2 separate regions of the Homo sapiens genome follow, and region 2 is linked to region 1. A link is a contact called in ENCODE Hi-C or POLR2A ChIA-PET data. All regions are on one chromosome and are shown on one strand. Each heading gives the region's core, a stretch centred on a gene start or an enhancer-like site at or near the end of the contact. The rest is flanking DNA. Distances are from core to core; before and after follow the strand shown. Region 1 holds the start of JCAD (junctional cadherin 5 associated). Region 2 has its middle 95 kb from the start of JCAD.

Evidence for each region. A loop is a pair of places that touch in the nucleus more often than their neighbours do. ChIA-PET counts read pairs that join two places held with the same protein, here RNA polymerase II (POLR2A). Pooled maps may share reads with other maps.
Region 2: a map of heart right ventricle shows a loop between it and region 1 (1.9-fold over the local background). The contact joins the enhancer-like site here to the promoter of JCAD in region 1. A Hi-C loop is called at or near these places in 3 of 168 maps with a recorded cell type or tissue (Caco-2, PC-9 and heart right ventricle) and 6 of 50 pooled maps. POLR2A ChIA-PET finds 5 or more read pairs at or near these places in 1 of 52 experiments (activated T-cell).

Annotation. Positions count from the first base shown.
Region 1 is chr10:30,055,630-30,062,302 of GRCh38, reverse strand. JCAD (junctional cadherin 5 associated) reads left to right here and starts at 2,717. Exons shown (of 4, transcript NM_020848.4): 1 at 2,717-2,821. LOC101929256 (a long non-coding RNA gene) reads right to left here and starts at 3,465. Exons shown (of 4, transcript XR_001747405.2): 1 at 3,277-3,465. RefSeq lists a silencer at 2,605-2,774 and an enhancer at 5,059-5,596.
Region 2 is chr10:30,151,470-30,158,142 of GRCh38, reverse strand. No RefSeq gene overlaps it. Among named protein-coding and RNA genes, the nearest start is that of JCAD, 95 kb to the right of the region's middle. RefSeq lists a silencer at 2,491-2,550 and an enhancer at 6,073-6,122. Within about 2 kb of position 2,547, at least 4 of the 41 ENCODE cell types and tissues checked have a DNase peak (open chromatin) inside an H3K27ac peak, as active enhancers do; they include heart right ventricle, where a contact is called at or near this core.

The sequences.
Region 1 (6,673 bases), core at 1,468-3,967:
TTAGGATAAAGAGCCAGGGTCAAGAAACTACAAGCATCTTGAAATTGTGAAGTCATCTTCTCTAGAATCTCCAGTATTTCAATCCCATTACATTCCCCTAATTGAATCTGCCTTTGCCAGCCTTTCTGCTAAAATACAATTTCTTATTAAACTTGATTTGGTTTGGTTTAGCTTAGCTCCTAGCATTGAATCAGTGTTGTTTTCTGATTTACTGCAACCCTACTCTGTTGTTTTGCAACTCTACAGCCCTTAGGTACATTATAAAACTTCCATGGGGTTGACCTAGAAACCCAACAATATGACATTGTTCTGTGGGGAAACACATCCTAATCTCAATTCACTGACTGATAAATGTTCTAGCAGGAATACTTGGCTCCCTAGGTGTCTGCACCATGCTGGGCACATAGAGGTGCTCCACCCCAGGACAAAGTTATTTCATTGAGTTGGCAAATTGAGGAGAAACAGGAATTCTATAAGTCATTGAAGAAATCCATCATCGAATGATGCTTTTTTGACAAGAAGTAATATCACTGCTGTTAATAACTGTGACTCCCCAGAAAAAAAAAAAAAAGTCTGCATTTCCTTTTCTATCTTTTAAATTTTGTCGAATCCTATTTTCCCAGCCTTTGTGTCTCTCCCTAGCCACAATCCACTTGTCCTTCAAAGTCTTCCCTGGTGGTTCCAAGTCAAACAGCAGTAGCTGTACAAGTGTTAATGGTAGTAGCTACTATTTTCTTTTCTTTCTTTTTTTTTTTTTTCTTGAGACAGAGTCTCACTCTATTGCCCAGGCTGGAGTGCAGTGGCATGATCCTGGCTCACTGCAACCTCCACCTCCCGGGTTCATGTGATTCTCCTGCCTCAGCATCCCGAGTACCTGGGATTACAGGCACCTGCCACCACGCCCGGCTAATTCTGTATTTTTAGTAGAGATGGGGTTTCACCATCTTACCCAGGCTGGTCTCGAACTCCAGACCTCCGGTGATCCGCCTGCCTTGTCCTCCCAAAGTGCTGGGATTACAGGCATGAGTCACCATGCCCGGCCACCATTTTCTTGACTATTACATGTACCTGAACTAAGTGATAAGAAGGCATCATCTCATTGAATTCTCATGACTCTCCTATGAGATGCAAACCATCATTACCCCCACTTTGTTAGAGAGGAAAGTGAGGCTAACAGAAGTAAAGTACCACATCTAGAAAGTGGCAGAGAAGCCAAGCCCGGGACCTGAGCTACCTGGTTCTCGAGCCCCTAATCATGCTGCCTGCTCCTATCGCCACCATCTGGTTTCCTCCCACGCACTCCTGATAATGCACAATACAACATTCAATTACATTGTTCGTTCTTTTCCAGCAATAGTGTGTTTAGCTTTTATGCTGTGTTAGATTATACGTTGCTACTAACCATGAGGAACATATGATTCAAGAGAACAAAGAAACGACCTTGCTCTGGTGGTTCAGAGCGAGGGTCTTGGGCTAGATTCTGCAGCTTGCCATCTGTGCCCGTCCCTGAGCCCACTCCTCATCTGTAAAGTGGTGCCCATATCATCAAACTGTGATGAGGATTAAAAGAAATAATACATAGGAAGGGCTCAGATGTGGTAATAGAGCAAAAAAAGTTAGTTATTGGTGTTTCGACAGCAAATACAGTCCTAAAATCATGATGTGGCTAAGTAGTTTTCTGAAAACTAATTTGGCAAGGTCACCAGTCTGCTGTGCCATCCATGTTTTGTCTGGGTGGACTTAACTAACATTCCCTGTCTCTCCCCAATGCATCAGCAATATTTCACATTTTTTGTCTTCTGTCTGCCTTCCAAAATTATGAAAACGTTCGCCCTGAGCAGACCCAGGCAGCAGTCTAATCTTTCTGCCCCTTCCCGCTGTAAGAGAAATATGGAGTGGGTTTGGGGTTACCCAAATGACCCCAAATGTTCATTCTGGTCTGAACTCTCCCACTGACCTCCTCCTATCTCTCCTCCTACCCCTGCCCTGTAGGCAAATCCTGCTCCTGTCATCAGTTTCCTCCTCTGCCACAGGAGAGTATGGGCCAGCTGATCTGAAGGTGGCTTCCAGACTCCTTCAGACTTTTTTTTGAAAGAAGTAAATCCCAAGCTGTTGTCACCATCACTGTTTTCTGCTCTTCATAATATCGATGTGTTATGTGGGTGCGTTTGTGTGTGTGTGTGTGTGTGTGTATAGCCATACTGTGTTCCCATGTATGTATGTATATGTGTCAGTGTGTTTGGCTGCATCTGTGCGTGACTGTATATGGGTGTGTTTGTGTGCACCTGCGTGTGACTGTATTTGAGTGTGTGTGCACTTGTCTGTGACTGTGTGTGCACCTGTGTGTCCTGTATATGTGTTTGTGTGCGCCTGTTTCCTGTGAGTGTGTTTGTGTGCATCTGTGTGTGGGTGTATATGAGTGTGTTTGCATACATCTTTGTGTGTTTGTGTGATATGAATATGTTTGCTTTCTGTGTATCTGTGAGAGTGTGTGTGTCTTTGGACATTTCCACAGGGTTGACGTGGCCCAAACCCAAGTGACAAGAAAAGAGGGAATGGTGGTCAGCTCACTTGTGCCTTCTGCGCGACCCACGCAGGCGGACCCCAAAAGCCTAGGAAGCTCGTGGCCTGGATACCGCCCTCAGCGCAGAGGAGGCAGCCCCGGGCGGTGGGCGGGGCGGGCCCGGGCGGTGGGCGGGGCGGACGGCGGTTCTCCGGGCATGCTCGGCCTCGGCGGCTGCAGGCGGGGCGGGTCGCGCTGGTCCCCGGCCGGCCGGAGCGGCGGCGGTGGCGGCGCGAGGCGGCATGAGGGAGCCGCTCGGTAAGTCCCGGCGTCTAACCCTCCTGGCTCCCACCGTCCATTAGGGCCGCTCCCACGGCGCTTCGCGGGCCTCACCCGCAGCCTCCCGCACTCCCCCCAACTTCTCCAGCTGGGACGTCGCTCCGGTTCCAGCCACCCTGGCGGTGGGGGATGTCTGCACCCCCAGTCGCAGCCCCGCCTGGGCCCCCCGCGCGGTGCCTAGCCCGGCAGCCTCGGGGTGGAGGGCGCCTGCCAGCCCGGGAGGGGCGTCCCCTCCCCTCAGGTGCCCCGCTCGGAGCGCGGGGGTCCCGGGGCGGGCACCGCGGGCCGCGGCTGGCGTTAGCGCTCGCGTCGCCCCTCGGCGCGCGGAGGGCCTGGGGGGCCGGGGTCACTCACTCCCCTCTCGAAGTCGCCCTCCCCAGCCTGTGTCCACCAACCCCTCCCGCGCCCTCGCGCCCAGATCTCGCGGACCTCACCCCAGAGCTGACAGCCGCCGCGCTGGGTCCCCGAGGTCCCAGTTCCCACGCTGCCCCGGCCGTCTGGACTGCCCGGGACGGTGGGGGGCTCCCGCCGCGGCCCCGCTCCCGCTCCGGTCTCTGCGCGGTCTGCGCTGGGGATTAGGGCGCTAATCGCAGCTGCCTCCCAGCGAGTGCCCGGGGCCGCCCGGCTCCTGGCTGCGCGTGGGATGGGAGAAGGGCAGGAGCCCCGCCTAGGAGTGCTGTAAATCCCGTTAATTATCTCATTTATGGGATCTGGAACCCGCCCTCCTAGGGTCTCTGCGCTCAGATCTCCGCGGGCACCCTCTACTTCCCCCGTCTCCAGTCGGGGTCCGTTCACCCCCAAAATGCCAGGGTTTGCCTCGATGCCCTGGCCACAGTGGGGCCCAGCACTAGCTGCTAAAAAGCGCCCCTCTCGCTTCCGTCAAGAAGCAGAGCGCCTGGGATTCTTCTGGGCATTTGTAAAGAAGCTGTGATTTCACTACTGAAGAAGAAAATAAAAACGAGAACTTTAGGCCAGCGCTACCTGGGCATGCCCTGGTGTTTGGTCATCCACGCGCTTAAGGAGTAGAGAGGCCTTGGGGGAATTAGCTTGGGCACATCACCTCCCCACACCTACACCCACTCTCCCACCCCCGCACGCACTCCACCCGCCTCCCGTGTCCTCATTCCCTCCCCAAATCTAGTAGCTTGGTCTTAGTCTTGGGGAGAGGGGTGGGGCGGTGCAGACCACACAACTCCCAGGGTTTCCTGTCCTGACAGTTTAATGTGATGTTTCTCCCACAACTTGTTTTCCTTCTCCGGTCTTTTGTCTTTTCAGATTTACAAGGAATAGATAACCCAGAGATTGAGGGCTAGGGTTGCAAAATACAGGGATTTGGGGGAAGGGGCCTGATGGGTAGGATTCGGGCAGCCAGAAATGCTCTGGCAAAAAAAGGCAGTCTGCATGGTGTGAACTGAGGGTCATGGGCTGTACAGGTAAAACTTTGGGAATGTCAGTTCATTTTAGAATTTTAAGACCACCCGGCAAAGCAAGAATGCATACAGGCTTTTTTGGAAATCATATGCAGATTCTATTTCATTGGACTTGTGTTGGTTTTCGTGTGACATTGGGAGTTTGTTAAAGTGGTTTGGTTTTCCATAACGTCTGTGGATTGGGACTTAATTATTTACCTTGACATTAGGTGTCTAATTCTTAGTCACCAGCTTAACAAGCTTCCTGAAGTCTCTAAGTGTCACTGTGGGCATGCAGCATGTAAGAAACTGTTACTCCGCCTGGAGTGGGCGAGCAAATATTTGTTGAACAGAGGCCTTTAATCTGCTGGGCCTTCCTCCTGTAAAACTTCACCCTTTGCTGCAGAGACTGGAAGGTCAGGCCCTTGGCAGGCCCAGGAGAATTAGGGGATTTGGGTGGGTGGAGAAAGCCTGTTTCGGGGAAAAAAGAAGTTTGGCCTGAGTGTCCACATGCTCTGGATGACTTGACAAAGTCATCAGGGTTATCAAATAGCTCATCGAGTGGTCACAGATTCCAGAAGCCTGTGGTCTATTGTTCGGCAGCTATAAAATGTAGCAGGGTTGGAGGTACACAAGGAAAATAAATAAGGACCAATTTTTTCACTTAAAAAAAGTAAATATGAAAAGATTCTTGTAGTCTAATTTTTAACATGCAATTTAAAAATAAATCCTAGAAATGTTATCAGTACAGAAAGCCCAGAAGTCTGTGGCTCCCCCAAGTTCTCACTGGCCAGTTTGGGAGGACAGTAAACACCAGTCATCCTTAGGAGTCCTTAGTTTTTCTTTTAATGAGCTTGGCGAAACTCCATGCTAATTAATCTGGAGAGCGTTTAGAACACAGAGCGTTGGAGTGAAACAATTGTTCTATTGTGTTTTTTATTTTGATAAGCAAAGACTATCTCTCTGAAGTCCTCTGGGCCTATTGCTGAACCCATTACTGCAGTTTACTTGGGTTTTTAACAGATGTTGTTTTTCCTCCTTTGGATGAGAAGGGTTATCTCTCTCATTAAAACCTTGCTCTTGTGCTTTGTTTCAAGGGCCTGCTGATGGAAGGAATGTTGAGGTCCACTGACTTGCAAACGCCAGCAGCCCAGGGAGGGGAGGTGTTGGGCTTTGATATATGCTTTAAACACTAAATGGTGTTTAGAAAAATACAGGAACCCCTCCCCCAGATACTAAAACCTCAATTATCTTGATTTGAATTGAAGATGTCTTGTTAAAAATTTGGATTATCTATAACCAAATATCTTTCCCAACAACTTTCTATAGATATGCTTGGGAATAGCCTGGTTAAATCAATAGGCTGGCAGATTTGTTATCAGATCGTGAAGTATCCTTATAGTTTTGGGCTTATTGGTTGTCTTTATAGTTTACCTGTAAAGATTGTTTTTTCTGTATGTAAATGAAAGAATTTAGATACTATTAGGAAGAAGCACCAAGATACATTCCAAAGAAGGAAAGAAAAAAAAAAAAGCAAGCAACTTGTCTGTGTAGGAAGAATAGTTAGAGAAACAGAAACCAGATTGTTGCTACTGGTTATCTCTTGGCACAGTGGGGTTACTAGGAACTTTTCCTTTTTACTTAAGCACTGAGTTTTGCAGTGTTTACTTTTGAAATCACTTTACATGACTTTTGTACTTAGGAAATAAATAGAAATGTAAAGATCATATGAAATAATTTAAGTCAAACACTTTGATAAAGACTTGGCTTTTTTTTATTCTGAAGATATTTAAAAACAAAACCAAAAGAAGGGTAAGTTTAATGGAATATTTAAGGTATCTTTACATGTGGAGCTTGACATACATGATGATAAGGGAATAAAACTCTAACCTATGATGATGTTTTACAGCTATTTTTGCAAATAGCCAAAAATTCCAAAAGATTTAAAAATCTTATCCAGTTTGAGTCCTTTCTTAATGACTTCTAATCTTTCAGAAATGTTAATGAGGTACTTAAGGTCTCATAAAAATATTGCTAGCCAAAGCAATAATTGTGTGACACAGAATTTAGAGGTGAAAGAGAAGACAGGAGAAAGAGTGTGTGTAAGTGCATGTGTGTGTGTTCACATTAGTTGTGGAAAGAAAAAAAAGAGGAGTCAGAAGGGATAATACTTAGGAAAAAAATTCAGTGCATAATGTTGGGGACTTTTTTCTTTTTCTTTCTCTTTTTTTGAACAAATGCCTTAATACCAATCCACCCCAGCAAGATTAATGTTCCAAGGTCCTTTTGATCTTAGACACAAGTTTTCCAACTCATTTGTTTTTTGTCACCTTAAAGAAACCTAAGGATGTCCTCCTAAAATGATTACTTCACAGATTAAGTATGATTTTTTACATCTTGTGAGATTTTAACAACTTGACTG
Region 2 (6,673 bases), core at 1,298-3,797, 96 kb before region 1:
CTCACTGTATTGTGTAGGCTGGTCTTGAACTCCTGGACTCAAGTGATGCTCCTGCCTCACCTGCCTCAGCTTCCCAAGTATTGGCATTACGGGTGTGAGCCACTGCACCTGGCTTTAAAAGTGTCTTTTTGATTCAGCAATGTAGAAATCACTGGGACCTTGCCCAACACAATATCAGGAGCGATGATAAGGTTGGACTTCAGCTTGGGGTAAGTAGAAGAGTGGATGACTCTAAATCAACTCCATATGGAATGAAAGTGAAGACATTAGAACAAATCTATTAAAATATTGTAAGAAAATATAGAATAATATTTTTTACAATCTTGGGGTAGGAAGGACTAGCAAAATAAAATAAAGCACCAAATCAAAACACATAAACATTAATAAATGTGACTACATATAAACAATTAAAAGCTGTATGTCAGAAAAATCATAAACAAGTTTTAGAAAAAGTATGAGTTACAGATTTCGAATATGACATATTTGCAATCTATACAATAGGAAAAGGATTACTATTCAGGATTTACAAAATGATGTCTATGAATCAACTTAAAAAAGGATAAATAACCCTATAGAAAAATGGGCAAAAGATATAAAAAGGCATTTCACAGAAGAGGAAAACCAAATGGCCAAGAAATATAAGAAAGAAGCTCAACTTCATTAGTAATTAGAGATATGTTCATATCAAGCGCTGGTAAGAGGTGGAGGACTGGACATTCCCAAACATGGTTGGTCATGCTTGGTCATGGTACATTCCTGTACCAGTAGTGTAAATTGGTACAGCCATGAAGGGCAACTGGAAATGTTCATTAACAATATCCACTTTGTATACTCTGCCCTTGAGGAATCCATGCATGTAGGCTGGATGTGGTGGCTCATGCCTGTAATCCCAGCAATTTGGGTGGTGAAGGGAGAGGATAGCTTGAGGCCAGGAGTTTGAGACCAGCCTGGGTGACATAGCAAGATCTCACTGCTACAAAAAATTTAAAAATTAGCCAGGCATGGTGACATGGGCCTGTGGTTCCAGTTACATAGGAGGCTGAGAAGGTAAGATCACTAGAGCCCAGGAGATTGAGACTGTAGTGAGCTATGATCACAGCACTGTACTCCAGCCTAGGAGAGACAGCAAGACCCTATCTCTTAAAAAAAAAAAAAAAAAAAAAAAAAAGAAATGCATGCATGTATCAGGTGGTTCATTGCTGCATTGGTAGCAGAGAAATATTGCAATCAAGGGATCAGTGGCCTTACATTCCTTTCTGGAGCTCCGGGTCCTCTTCCAAGCTCACATAACATTGAGGGTTTTTTGGTTTTGATTTTTTTTTTTTTTTTTTGAGATGAAGTCTCACTCTGTCACCAAGGTTGGAGTGCAGTGGCATAATTCCGGTTCACTTCAACATCTGCCTCCCGGGTTCAAGCTATTCTCCTGCATCAGCCTCCCAAGTAGCTGGGATTATAGATGCCTGCCACCACGCCCAGCTAATTTTTGTATTTTTAGTAGAGACGAGGTTTCACCATATTGGCCAGGCTGGTCTTGAACTTCTGACCTCAGGTGATCTGCCCACTTCGGCCTCCCAAAGTGCTGGGATTACAGGCTTGAGCCACAATGCCTGGCCTCAATTCTTTGAGATTGTAGGACTGAGGTCTCCATTTTCTCACTGGCTGTCAGCTGGGGGCCACTCTGAGCTTCCAGAAGCCACCCATAGATCCCTGCCACATGGTCCCCTCCCCACACAACAGTTCCCTCCTTCAAGGCTAGCAGGATAATCCCTCACTGCAGTCTGCTAAGATGGTCTGTGTCATATAATACATTCAAAGAAGTTACCATCCCATCAGCAAGAGGGAATAATATCTAAGAAATCATTAATAAAGTCATGGAAGTTATTCTGGCCTTGTGTGAAGTAGATAAGCCTTTGATAATTTCTGCCCATAAATTTAGTTTATTTTATTGGAAATTAGAAACTGCTTAATTATGTGGCCTCATTATAGTGTGTGTTCTTTGACTTCTAAAAAAAAATTGACTTACCAATCAAAAACTTTACTTTTTGACCAGCCCAAAAAGGTAACCAAAATGAACTCAACTAAGTAATAAAAATAAAAACAATTCCTTCAACGCCAGGCTTCCCGCAGCTCTCTGCCCTGCTGCTACTTGTACTAAACATTTCCATAGCTTCCTCTTTCCTGGAGAACGCTGGGATGTGCTGTCAAAAGCAAGTTGTGTGCAGGGGTTTGCAACCTGGGTTTTGTTTTTCTTCTTTGTCATTGTGGATAAGCTCATTGATGATATGGTCCTTGATTAGGACTGAATAGGACCAGCGGTGGGGATATATATAGGTATATAGGACCCAGGATTTCCTGCAGAGCTTGTCATCTTTGGATCACTCACTGTGGAAAATAAAAGAATTCCTCGCCCAGTAGTTCCCTGTGGCTACAGTACCACAAAGCTGTGTTCTTTGGACAGGTTTGGCTGCCCCAGCAGTCCATGAGCGATTTCCTCTTTGTCACTGAGCCACCATCATGAACAAATTGTTTTGTCAGTTGGCCCGGACCTCCAAAGACTCAAGGGTCACGTTAGCAGGAAACTCCAGCTGTGAGTGTGACTGTGAGGTGGCCATGCCTTAAAGAAACTTTCATTTTTGTTTTGAGTTGTCATCATCTTTTCTTGGGTTCAACAACTTTGGATGAAACTGCATCTATTGTTGTTTCTACACCTGGAATTAAGCTGTCCCACTGAGGATAGTCATGGCAACTCCAGGGAAAGACCATGGAAAATAATCAGAAAATCCTTCTGAGAGCCAGAGAAAGAACTCTGCTTTGCATGAAGATGCTCAAAGTGTATCGGAGCCTGTGTCAGCCTTGCATGTGTACCAGGAGTAATCAGACTCCACCACGGGCCCAGTTCTCTTCACCTCTTTCAGCTATAGTTCATCTACTATTCATTTCTTTAGACTTGGGCCAGCCCATCCCCTATCCAGTACTTGCCCTGGGAGGAAGTATATAGAAGGTCTTCAACCCAGATGTGCTGATCATTGTACTCAGATAATTAGTGCTGCCTGGGACTTGATTTGTTTAACTCTTTGAATTCCCCACGTGTTCTTGGCTAATGCTAACTGATTTGATTTGGATTTGTGTCCCCACCCAAATCCCATGTCACACTGTAATCCCCAATGTTGGAGGTGGGGCCTGGTGGGAGGTGACTGTGTCATGGGAGAGTGGAACCTTCATGAGCAGTTTAGCACCATCTCATTGGTGCTGTTCTTATGATAGAGTTCTCATGAGATCTGGTCATTTTAAAGTGTGTGGCACCTCCCCACTCCCTCTCTTCCTCCTGCTCCAGTCATGTAAGACGTGCCTGCTTCCCCTTTGTCTTCTGCCATGACTGAAAGTTTCCTAAGGCCTTCCCAGAAGTTGAGCAGATGCCAGCACCATGCTTCCTGTACAGCCTGTGGACCTGTGGGCCAATTAAATCTCTCTCTCTCCTTTTTTTAAAATAAATTACCCAGCCACAGGTATTTGTTTATAGCAGTGTGAGAAGACACTAATACAGTTTAGTACTTGATCTTGGTTCAGCCACCAATGCTCTGTCTTGTCAATCATGGTTGTCATACTCTTTCTAACCCTAAATGTAAATGTTCCCTTTTAGAGTCCAGACAGTGGCCCTCCCCCAATCCCAGTCCCACTGATACCCAAAGCCCACCTGCCCACGGACGGCAGCTTTTTAAATCAAGGCACCCTGACCCTGTCTGGGCTTCACTCCACCTTCCCTCAGGATAAGACTCAAGCTCCAGGAGAGTGTGGGGCAATGGACAAGGTCAGACTCCAGAGCAAGATAAGCGATGGGATGGGGGTGGAGATGATGACGGTGTCTGTTGCTTTCATTTCCTGGTAGCATACAAATCACTCCAACATTTAATGCTGTGATTAAAGCTATGAAAAATTGTCAAATGAGGTCAAAATGAACTCATCAAAATGACTGGGTCAAAATGGCACTGATATAGGGGTTAAAAAGAAATCACTTAGGCAGATAGGGTATGGGAGTCCTCAGTGAGGCTTTTGTTTTTAATGAAAAGCAGCCCCAAATCATTTTCTAACGAAGAGCAGCCCGTAAAGTTGAGCTGCAGACACAGACAAGCAAGTTGGGAGCTTGCATGGGGGAATGCTGGCAGGAACTAGGGACTGGACATGTTCAAGATGGCGGCTCCATCTTCCCTTTTCAGCCAGCCACGTGTACAGTAAGGAGCAGACAAGAGGGCGCCAACCAAGGGAAGAGTTCACTTGCATAGTAAGATTAGGGTGGGATGACCAGCCTTCCCGCCCCCGCCCCCGCTATGTAAATGTCAAACCTGATCCAACCGATCTGTGAGCCCTATGCAAATCAGACACTGTCTCCTCAAGCCAGACTGTAAAATTGGGTTCATCCGCTACCAGATGGTCTTTTCCGTTCGGAAGACCCCTCTCTCTATAGAGAGAGCTCTTCTTCTTTCTCTTTTCTTCTGTCCGTTAAACCTCCACTCCTAAACTCCTCGTGTGTCCCTGTCCTAAATTTTCCTGGCATGAGAGGATGAATCCAGGGTATATACCCCAGACAACATAGCCACTTCAGCACAATATACATACACACGCCAACTGCTCAGTCCTGGGTGACAACAGCTGTTACAAGGCCACATTAATAACTCCTCATTTAGCTGTGTTTCTAAGTTTAAAGAGCACCTTCATATCTCATTTTTAAATTAATTCTAAAATTATATATTTTTAGATGTTTCAATGCTTCTGAAATTTATAGATGTCTTACATTCAGTGTTTTATAGTCACTGTTGGCTAGACATCAGCAATTATGTAGCTGTCATTGCCTAAGCTTAAAAAAAAACAACAAAAAAAACCATCATCAAAGTCTGAAGGGCAGGTGGCAGTCACCTGGAAAGGTCATGGAACAATCAGGGAGCACTCTTATCATCCGTAGGGACTGTTATTTGGTGAGGGAGAAAAGAAGCAAAAAGTGAATCAGATGAGTATAGCAATTCCTAAAGTAGAAGTCAAAGAAGTCAAACTCTTCAATAATTACAGGGCCATCTTAAGAACTTAGCACCATTGGCTTTAGCTCTTTCATGGGTTCTTTCAAGAAATGCTGTATCGGCCGGGCACGGTCACGCCTGTAATCCCAGCACTTTGGGAGGCAGAGGCAGGCGGATCATGAGGTCAGGAGATGGAGACCATCCTGGCGAACACGGTGAAACCCCAGCTCTACTAAAAATACAAAAAATTAGCCTAGTGTGATGGCGGGCACCTGTAGTCCCAGCTACTTGGGAGGTTGAGGCGGGAGAATGGCGTGAACCCAGGAGGCAGAGCTTGCAGTGAGCCGAGATCACGCCACTGCACGACAGCCTGAGCGACAGAGCAAGACTCCGTCTCAAAAAAAAAAAAAAAAAAAAAAAAGAAAGAAATGCTGTATCATTAAAACTCTTCATGGCACAGAGGACAGCTTATGTAGAAAAACACAGCTATTGGCGACTCTGTATCAAAAAAGCGATTCAGATTAAGATGGCAGATAGGAGGCAGGACTAGCTTGCAGCTCCCGCTCGGATGGACAGAGCAGCATGTGGAGACTCACATCGTGAACTTTTGCTCCAAGAACTACCACTGGAACATACCAGGAAAGCCAAGAGAATCCAAATACCATTTGAAGGAACTGGATCACCAGTGAAGTCTCCCTGAGACGCCAAAAAACTGTGAGTCTGCTTGCTTTCTCAATGGGGAGGCTCATGGTCTGGGGAAAGTTCTCAGCCCTGGTCACTGGCTGCCTGGAAATAGACTCGGTGCTGTTGCCGGGCGGGGCACAGTAGAAGTGAGACTGACTTTTAGGACTGTTGGCTGTATGGGAGCAGGGTGAGGCCTGTGACTGCTGGCTTTCCCCCGCTTAGCTGGCCACTTGTATGACTCAGCAGAGGCAGCTGTTATCCCCCTGGCAACATAACTCCATTAGACTGGGAACCACACTCCTATCGCCCACAACAGCCACAGCAAGCCACGCTCAAGGAGAGACTGAACTCAGACCTGCCTATCCCTGCCACCACCTGGTGGCCTTTCTCTACCCACCCTGGTAGCCAAAGACAAAGATCATAATCTCTTGGGAGCTCTGTGGTCCTGCCCACCTCCTGAGAAACCTGAATACTTAGCAAGGTGTCCTTAGGGCAAGTTTGCATTCCCCCCATAGGACTGCAGCTGATGTGCTTTTGAAAGCAACACCTCCTGGCTGGAGGGCAACCAACACAAAACCAGCACACTAAACAAAAACATAACAAAGGACGCTCAGAGTCTACTTCACTCCCCTGCTACCTCTACTGGAGCAGGTGCTGGGATCCATAGCTGCAAGACCTGAAGACAGGACTTTTTGCAGACACTCCCCCGTACAAGCCCAGAGCCCTGTAGCTCCACTGGGTGGCTAGACCTAGAAGGGCAAAATCAATCACTAGGGTTCAGCTCTCAGGAAACCCCATTCCTAGGGGAAGGGGGAGAAAACCACATCAAGGGAGCACCTCATGGGACAAAAGAATCTGAACAGCAACCTTTGAATCCCGGATCTTCCCTCTGACTTAGTCTACCCAAATGAGAAGGAACCAGAAAAACAATTCTGGTAAAATGATTAAAAAAAAAAAAGGTTATTTAACGCCCCCAAAAG